Linked DNA regions of Homo sapiens: region 2 is linked to region 1. The links are chromatin contacts, found by Hi-C or POLR2A ChIA-PET in ENCODE. All regions are on one chromosome and are shown on one strand. Each heading gives the region's core, a stretch centred on a gene start or an enhancer-like site at or near the end of the contact. The rest is flanking DNA. Distances are from core to core; before and after follow the strand shown. Region 1 holds the start of STAT3 (signal transducer and activator of transcription 3). Region 2 overlaps ATP6V0A1 (ATPase H+ transporting V0 subunit a1).

Region 1 (4,129 bases), core at 961-3,460:
GATTGCGCCACTGCACTCTAGCCTGGGCAACAGAGCAAGACTCTGACTCAAAAAAAAAAAAAAAAAGAATTTCACTGATACTTTTCACAAAATATACAGAAGGAGGCACAAATTCCACCACTATGGCACTCTGCTGCGTTGGCCAAGTGTCTTGATCCTTTGGCCTCAATTTTCTTATCTACGATATTAGGGTAATTGTTATGTGAACTACCCACCTCACAAGTCCTTTGTGGGTTAATTCATAACTGTGCTGTGGGTATTTCTTTTTCTTTCCTTTCTTCCTCCTTTCCTTTCTTTCTTTCTTAAAGATGGGTTCTCATTATGGTGCTTAGACTAGACTCTAGACCCAATTCCTGGCCTCTCACCATGTTGCCCAGACCAGACTCAACTCCTGGACTCAAGGAATCCTCCCACCTCAGCCTTCAATTAGCTGGGATCAGAGGTGTGCACCACCATGCCTGGCACTGTGGATATTTCTAAGTGATTATTCTTCTCAAATGAACTACATAAAAAACAAAAGATTCATGAATTTACTAATGGTTCTTTGTGATGGATGTGCTAATATAGAGACTAAAATCAAGGCTCCAACCTCTAAAACATTTTTTTTTAAATTCCAGACTTGTTTCCCCATCCCACTGTGCAAACTGAACAAAAACTGGGCTAGCACTCCTGTCTGGAACATGTAATAAGGAAATAAATGTGCTGACTCAGAGAACACAGACATATTTAATATAAAATAAGATAGAAAACTGGCTGAACCAAGTCATAACACAGTCTAAATCCACATATAAAAGATTGAGATGATTTTCTGCTTTGCTTTATTCAAGCCCAATGCTTTATCAGCACAGCCAGCCAAAAATTTACAACCCATACACAGACTATGTAAACCTTTAGTTGCACATACAGTAAGACCAGCAGGTACACACTATACACATTTTTAATTAAAAAAATGACTAACCACTGATTTTGTCACCACACTTAACAACGACCTGATATGGCACAGAGTGATGTGTACCAAACATGGAAATACCAACTTGGGCGACGGTTTGAATCTTGTTAACTTCAGTGCAACCACACCCCCCAAATGCATGTAAAGTTTGCACACATGGTTTTTTCAAGGCCAGCCTGTCTTTGTTTCCCTCTCCTCTGCATTTACCCAAGATCTTGGCTCTGAGACAGAAAACTCCCACTCTCAATTGGTTCATTCCGTCCTATGCAATTAAGCAACACCACAATCCAGTAAATGCAATGGCTCAATTATTTATCTTCTGGCCGACTTTACCAGGTATTTGGAAAAGGACAATGTCAAGAGGTTTATTTCTCTCTCTAGAGCTGGCTTGACGGGTTGATGGGGATTTTATTTTGTCTTTTTTTCTCTTTTTTACAAGGCGGGGACGTGGGGGGAGCATAATTTAACCTAGAAAAAGATGCGAGGGAATTTAGAAAGAGTACCGGTCTGTCAATTTCCCTACAGGAAACTTGATTCTTATGCAATAAAGCCTACCCACGACCAGCCAGCCCGTAAGGCTGCAGGCGACAGACACACCTATTCCTGCCTCCAAAAGGGCACAGCTGTCTCCTGAAGGAGCGGGAACAGGGCAAGCGGAGGAAGTGGCTCAGCGGGAGCCGCCGACCGGGCGGGGAGGAGGCGCTTTCCGACCCCCCACTCGCGCCGGTGATCCCCGTCGGCGTGACAGTCGCTCCGGTGGCCGGAACGTCCCCAGGGCCCCAGGGAGCAGGAAATCGGGGGACTGTCCCTCACTCCTGCCGCCGCAACCGAGTGCGCCCTCGCCCCACGGTGCCCCCTCGAGCGCGTTCTGTTTCTCCGAAGAACGAAACTTCCCTCCAGCGCCCCGAGTCCCTTCCGAGGCCCGCTCCTGTCATCCCGAAGAGTCTTCCCTCAGGGCGACCCTCCGCGTCTCTTCATCTCTCCCGGCCCCACTGCAGCGTCCATCACAACATCCCCAAGGTCCCAGAGGCCCCCTGCCGCTGCGGAGCCCCCGGGTCCCCAGGCCTCCCCAACGGCCCCACCCTGCACCCCCTTCACCTGTTTCTCCGGCAGAGGCCGAGAGGCCGGGGCTGCGCGTGTGCCGGGGACGGGCGGCGAGGCTCCCTCAGGCCGAAGGGCCTCTCCGAGCCGAGGGGGAGAGACAGCGCCAAGCCGGGGTGCCTGTCCAGGATCCGGTTGGGGCTTGTTCCCTCGGCTGCGACGTCGGAACCCCCGGCTCCCCCTCCCAGTCTGCGCCGCCGCAGCTCCGGAAACCGCTGAATTACAGCCCCTTCAGCCAATCCTCGCCCAGCCCCAGCCTGGCCGAGGCACGCCGTCATGCATAATTCATGAAAGGCCAGCTCGTTCGGCCACCCAGAGGTCCCAGTGCGTGTGCGGTACAGCCGAAGCCCCGCCCACTGACCAATGAGGAGAGCAGCTAGGAGAAAGGGCGGAGCCAAGAGGAGACTGATACGCCCCTGTGCTGGCTGTTCCGACAGTTCGGTGCTCCTCCCTCCGCCACAGCGAGGGAAGAGCCGAGGACTTGGGCACAGAAGCCCGGGGGGAGGGAGGGAAGATGACCGGAATGTCCTGCTGAAAACTCAGCTGAGTTCCTGGCAGTGCGTGACGTCAAGGCACTTTAAATGCCCCTGATACAGCTCCCTCCTGCCCGCTCTCCCTTTTCCCGGCCCTTGGCACCACGTGGTGGCGAGGTTGAGAGCCTCTTACCACGCGGGAATCAGCTAGTTAGATAGTCCCCAGGTATCTCCAGATCCTCTGGGGACCCAACTCCTGAATTGGGTTCTGGGGACAACAAAAAGAACATGGGTGACTCCGCCTGCTTTGAACTTCAGTTTCTGCGTGAGCAGGGACACACACACCCGGAAACATGACGTGGAAATAGAGTAATTACTAGAGTGCGTGGGGAGAGGGTAGTGGATTTAACCCCGTACTCCGTTCCATCACTTCAAGCATCAAACGCCGACCAGCTAGCCCATTGGCCCGTACAGGCGAATGCAGAAGACGGTGTATACGAAAGCTGATAACGTGTAGGGCTTGACATTTTTATGCGTCTGAATTGAAATACATGAAATGTTCTGCCTTTTTCTTTTCCACCTTGCCTACTTGGTATGCAAGTTTTACTGAATTGAAGCCAGTGGTTGATAGGAAATGTAGACATTTTGCCTTTCATAATAGAGGATGAACTTTGCATAATGGAGTGATTTCTGTGTATGTGCTGATACTATCAGGGTTTTTAATTTTTATTTTTTTGGGTCTTTAAAAATATGTTATTAATATTTGTGTTTGTTTAATACGAACAGGTATAAAGACAAAAATCTAAAAAGGACCCATTATCTCACTGCTCAGCTAACCCCTGACATATTTTTTTTCAATGAACCTAATACATGTTCCTGTTTAGAAAATGCAGACCGTTCAGAAAGGTCAAAAATATTAAATGAAAATCTTTCCCTACCCCCATCATTCCTTCTCCCCAAGGATAGCTGTTCTTATTAATTTCTAGTGAGAAAAATCAATGACTCTTAACCTTTGAAGGCAGTCACAGATCCTTCTGAGTGTTTGAAGGAGACTAGATTCTAGCCCCAGAAACAATACAAGGTTTTACTCACATGGTTCCCCAGATACCTGAAGCCTGTCTAAGTCTACAGATTCAGACCGCTCGTACCACCTCATATCCAATGAGGGACAGAGGCATCTACAGGGCAATTCATAGGGTCACTGGTGGTGAGAATTGAGAACCTCCTATTGCCCTCTGGTAGACACAGCTCAGTATGGAAATTGCTGTATTTACCTGTAGAGTGTGTGTGTATTGATTAGGCTGTTTATCTACACCACAGGACAGATATCCCCCATCTCCGCCTATAGTCTCTTGTAACTACGCTATCCCGTGCGGCCAACTGCCTCCCTGATAACATAGGGTCTAGGATTTGTTTAGTGATTTACTGCTTACAAAGGACTTACACACCTTATACACTCCCTGCCTGGTTTCTTTCTCACAATCATGAATAGCAGATAGGAGAGGCCATATTATCCGCTGATAGAAAACTAAAGACAACATAATATGACATTTTCAAGATCACAGAGAAACTCAGAAATATACCAGGTTCAGAGTCAGGTTTGGGG
Region 2 (4,129 bases), core at 988-3,487, 130 kb after region 1:
TCTCTCCCTCCTGGCCTCCCTCCTCCCCACCCAGCTCATCTGGCTGGCCTCCCTGTTCTAAGCTTATCAGCCGACCCCCGCAAGCACACTTCCTCAGCCCTCCTCAGTGCACGAGAACCTCTGAGGACTCACTTTTTCTTGCCCCTTGGCCTCCTTTCTTTTCTTTTCACTCCTGTCTCTTGAGCCCTGGGTTTGAGGGAACAGTGACCACCTCACCTTGATTCCAGCCCACGTGGGTAGCCGGTCATCTCCCTGGGCAGGGCGGGAGCAAGGCACTGTTGCAGAGCAAGGCCGCCTGGGCTTGAGCCTCATTTTGTTGCCAGAAGATTGCTTCCTCCTCAGGCTCACCTGTGGCCTCCCCGTGTCTTCCCAGGTCCCCCTGAACTGAAGTGATGAGTGGCAGGACAGCAGGCTCCGGAATTGGGCGACCTGGGTTGGAATTCCAGCACTGTCACACCAGGCAGGGAACCTGAGCAGAACATTCACTGCCAAGATTACTGTGAGCAAGTAGGAAGTAATGCACACACCAAGTGCTGCCACAGCAAAAGCAGGTGCTCTAGGATGGGTAGTGGCTGCTCTGCTTAAAAGTGGGATGCCCTTACTGGGTGCGATGGCTCACACCTATAATCCCAGCATTCTGGGAGGCTGAGGCAGGCAGATCACCTGAGGTCAGGAGTTCGAGACCAGCCTGGACAACATGGTGAAACCCCATCTCTACTAAAAATGCAAACATTAGCTGGGCGTGATGGTGGGCGCCTGTAATCCCAGCTACTCGGGAGGCTGAGGCAAGAGAATCGCTTGAACCCAGGAGATGGAGGTTGCAGTGAGCCAAGATCGCGCCACTGCACTGCAACCTGGGCGACAGACCGAGACTCCGTCTCAAAACAACAACAACAACAACAACAACAAAAAAACCTGGGATGCCCTAGAGAGAGGGTGTCTGCCTGGGGTCCCCCATAAAAAGACTGCTTTTAGCCTGTCTAGAGTGAGAGAAGACCCCAGAGGAGGCAGAGGATACCATCAGAATGCCCTCAGGTGCTGTTTGCAAGGAACAGCCTCCCCATATATGTCGTATTTATTTTGGCAATAGGAGTATTGGGTAGGAGAGGAAAAAACAGTGCAAACCTCCTTTGTGCAACTTCCAGAATCTCGTCTTTGGAGGGCTGTTCCCGTGACACGAGTGGGGCGCCTCCCCCACCACTAAAACAGAAGTGAATGAAATTGGTGCTTGTGCGCCCCCTCCTGGCAAAATGCGGCTGTGCGTCCAGGATGCCTGGATCTTCCCTGTGGCCCAGGACTGCAGGAGGCGTTCTGAGCTGTGGCCCTCTTACCAGGGGTGGAGCCTCTGGGGCTGCTGAACCAGCTGTAGGGATGGTGCTGCTGTTCTTCCTGGCATCCATCCTAGGCATCTTCATACCTCCCACTTTATCCCTGCTGTTTCCTGATTCAAGGGCTGCCCCATTATACAAGTTCTGGTCTCCTCAGTGGGGACAATAAGAAAAACATTTGATTCGATAACATATAAACCACTAGTGTGAGATTCATGCAGCATCATAGGAAGGGGGGTGATGTGTTTGAAAACAGTGAGCAGGCTAATGTATTAATCTGCTAATTCTGTCTCCTGAGTTTTCTCTCTTTTCCTCCCTCCTGCCACATGAAGTGTGCTTGGCTTCTTACCTACCATAATTAGACATCTTTTCTTCCTCAGAGAAGGCATGAGACAGGGATTTGATTGTAGTTATCACTGTAAACATCAAACTGATTTTTATGCAGAACTATTGCCCCAGGGCATACCTTCCAAGGAACCTGGTCTCTCCTTACCTAGCGAATTCCACATACACATAGATGTACACCTACCTGTACACTCACAGATTGGGTGGTGATTAAAGGGACAGAATCGGGGACCAGCTTCTTGTTAGGAATGCAGTGTTGCCACGGCATGACAGCATGGAGCAGTTGAGGGAATGGCTGCCCAGGAGAACTCAGAACTCTTGAAATGTAGTTCCAGGCTGCCATCATTGCCCTGATATTCAGGCCGTCAGACAGATGTGTGTTGTAGGCCCTGAACGGCACAGAGAGTGGCAGAACAGGCTACATAAACAGCTCAGCCCAGAATTGTCTTTCCAGACTGCCTGCCCTCAGTCACAACCCCCACCAGGGAAGGGAAGCGGCCCCAAGACTCCTTCCTCCTTCACCCACTCGAGGAAACAGAGTTCCTGTTACGTGGCATGAATGATGTCTTTTGGCCCCAGTTAATCCCTCTGAGTCACCAGGTGGCCTTTGCCAAGTGCTGGAGCTGGAAGAGATGATAGAGACACTCATCTGGCGTCCTGAGGCTCTCCTCACAGCTGTTGAATTCTAGAGGTGCATTTCAGTGTCTTGGGGCATGGCAAGACTTTGGAGGCTCCCTGAGCAGAGCAGTGGAGATGCCCAAAAAGAAGGAAGAACCTAGGATGGCAGATGGGGCCCCCCTTGCCCTGGGGAACTTCATGTTTGTACTTTCTCAGGAAGCACACATTTCCCCAGTTCAGCGGGAGAGAGTGGGGAGACTAGCAGGGAAATTGCTTTCCAGCTTTGTGCTGGGTGGTTGGGGTGAGGGTGGCCACGGAAGGAGGTGAAATCAGGCTGACCTCAAGATAGACCCAAGATGTCCCAGTTCTGGCCGCTCTAAGTCTCTAAAGCAGCAGCTGGTGGGAGGGGCAGTATTGGGCAGTATGTCAGGGAGGCCACCTGTCTGCTCACACAGTACAATTGATGTGCCCCTCCCAGGCATATATCCCTCTTCCTCCTTGCTGGGCCCCCATGGGTAGATAAGGTGACTGGAGGGGTGCCAAGAAAAGGGCGGTGCCCCCACAGGCATCTGAAAACAAAGCTGCTGCTCCATTTGCCCAGTTTGAAGATTAGAATGGTTTTGTGATTAGCCAGGAGGGGGTGGGGGTCAGAGTTCTGGACACCTCACTGGAGTCGGGGGTCAGCATACCCTACCAAGGCTGACATTCACTCCTAGGTAATGGCCTGGGACCCTCAGGTGACTTGTCCACTCTCTGGCTATGTATTGTTGAATGAAAAGGGGACATGTAAATCTCGTTTCAGCTGTTCTGAAATAACCCTTGCCACATGGGAACACAGTCTATTCAACATGAAGAATTCAAACCTAACACAAGTGGGTGAGAAGCAGGAACCCACTGCTAGGCCCCACCGCGTTCCCTCAGAGGTGGTCTCAGTAGCTGGAACTTGGAGAAGTAGTTTTGGTGGGGTGTTGGGACGTGGGTGAATCCAGGTCCTGGTTTGGAATTGCTCTGGTGGGAACCGTCAGCTAACGTCAGTTGGAAGCTCTGTGTCCTCCCCCTCCTGAGTCCTGTTTTTCCTGGAGGACCTTGGCCCACCCCTGTGGAATGTGGGGATGTGGGGAAGAAAGCTGACTGCTTTTACTCCCACTCAGAAAATTCGGTTGCGCTCTTCTTCAAGGGGGTGCTCCTCAGCCTGCACCCCAGTGAAGGGGCCTCTGAGGAACTCCCAGTGCCACTGGCAAACAGTCTGTAACCTTTGGGCCCCAGCCACCTCCCAGCCCCTGTTCTCTTAATTCCTGCCTTCTTGGCTTGGAGGGAGGAATCTCCATTTGTAAAAGCTGAGTTAGGGAACTAGAGGGTTCCTGAAGCTTTAAAGCGCCTCAAAGCCCTCACCCTGCACGTGACCTGTCACCTGGAGCCTGCCCCAGCCCCCACGCCTGCCTGTTCTTATAGGGGCTCCGGTGCCTCCAGGGTCACACAGCACCATGTGGAAACTATTCCTCAGGGCAGCTCTCCTTGGCCTTTTTATCCCCTGAATCATGCATTTTTCTGCCCTTATTTGGTGTGGTTTGGTTGCTGGGCAGCTGTCCAGGGTGAGTTTGCAGGAGGAAGCACAGCCAAGCAGCCTCGCTCTGCTTATGGGACAGTCTTCCTCCCACCCTCCCTGAGAGTGAAAGGGCCCCACAGAGACCATCAGGCATGGATGCTGAACTGCTGGGAAGGGAGCTCAGGCTTTTTCTTTTTAGTCCCCAAGAGAAGAATTCTTTCTCAGATGTTTTTGTGGTTGGAGAATATTTTTGCCATTGCTTTGAGAAGACTTCCCCTCCTAACTCCCCCTC

What was found. Hi-C counts contacts between places; a loop is a spot of excess contacts on that map. ChIA-PET counts read pairs that join two places held with the same protein, here RNA polymerase II (POLR2A). Pooled maps may share reads with other maps.
Region 2: a map of endothelial cell of umbilical vein shows a loop between it and region 1 (5-fold over the local background). The contact joins the enhancer-like site here to the promoter of STAT3 in region 1. A Hi-C loop is called at or near these places in 2 of 168 maps with a recorded cell type or tissue (endothelial cell of umbilical vein and mammary epithelial cell) and 10 of 50 pooled maps. POLR2A ChIA-PET finds 5 or more read pairs at or near these places in 16 of 52 experiments (A549, A673, AG04449 and 13 more).

The regions. Positions count from the first base shown.
Region 1 is chr17:42,386,232-42,390,360 of GRCh38, forward strand. It overlaps STAT3 (signal transducer and activator of transcription 3), which reads right to left and starts at 2,211. Exons shown (of 24, transcript NM_139276.3): 1 at 2,048-2,211. RefSeq lists silencers at 1,552-1,631, 1,862-2,141 and an enhancer at 2,662-2,931.
Region 2 is chr17:42,516,399-42,520,527 of GRCh38, forward strand. All of the region lies in intron 21 of ATP6V0A1 (ATPase H+ transporting V0 subunit a1), which reads left to right. Among named protein-coding and RNA genes, the nearest start is that of MIR5010, 4.3 kb to the left of the region's middle. RefSeq lists an enhancer at 209-708 and a silencer at 1,152-1,201. Within about 2 kb of position 2,238, at least 34 of the 41 ENCODE cell types and tissues checked have a DNase peak (open chromatin) inside an H3K27ac peak, as active enhancers do; they include A673, endothelial cell of umbilical vein and mammary epithelial cell, where a contact is called at or near this core.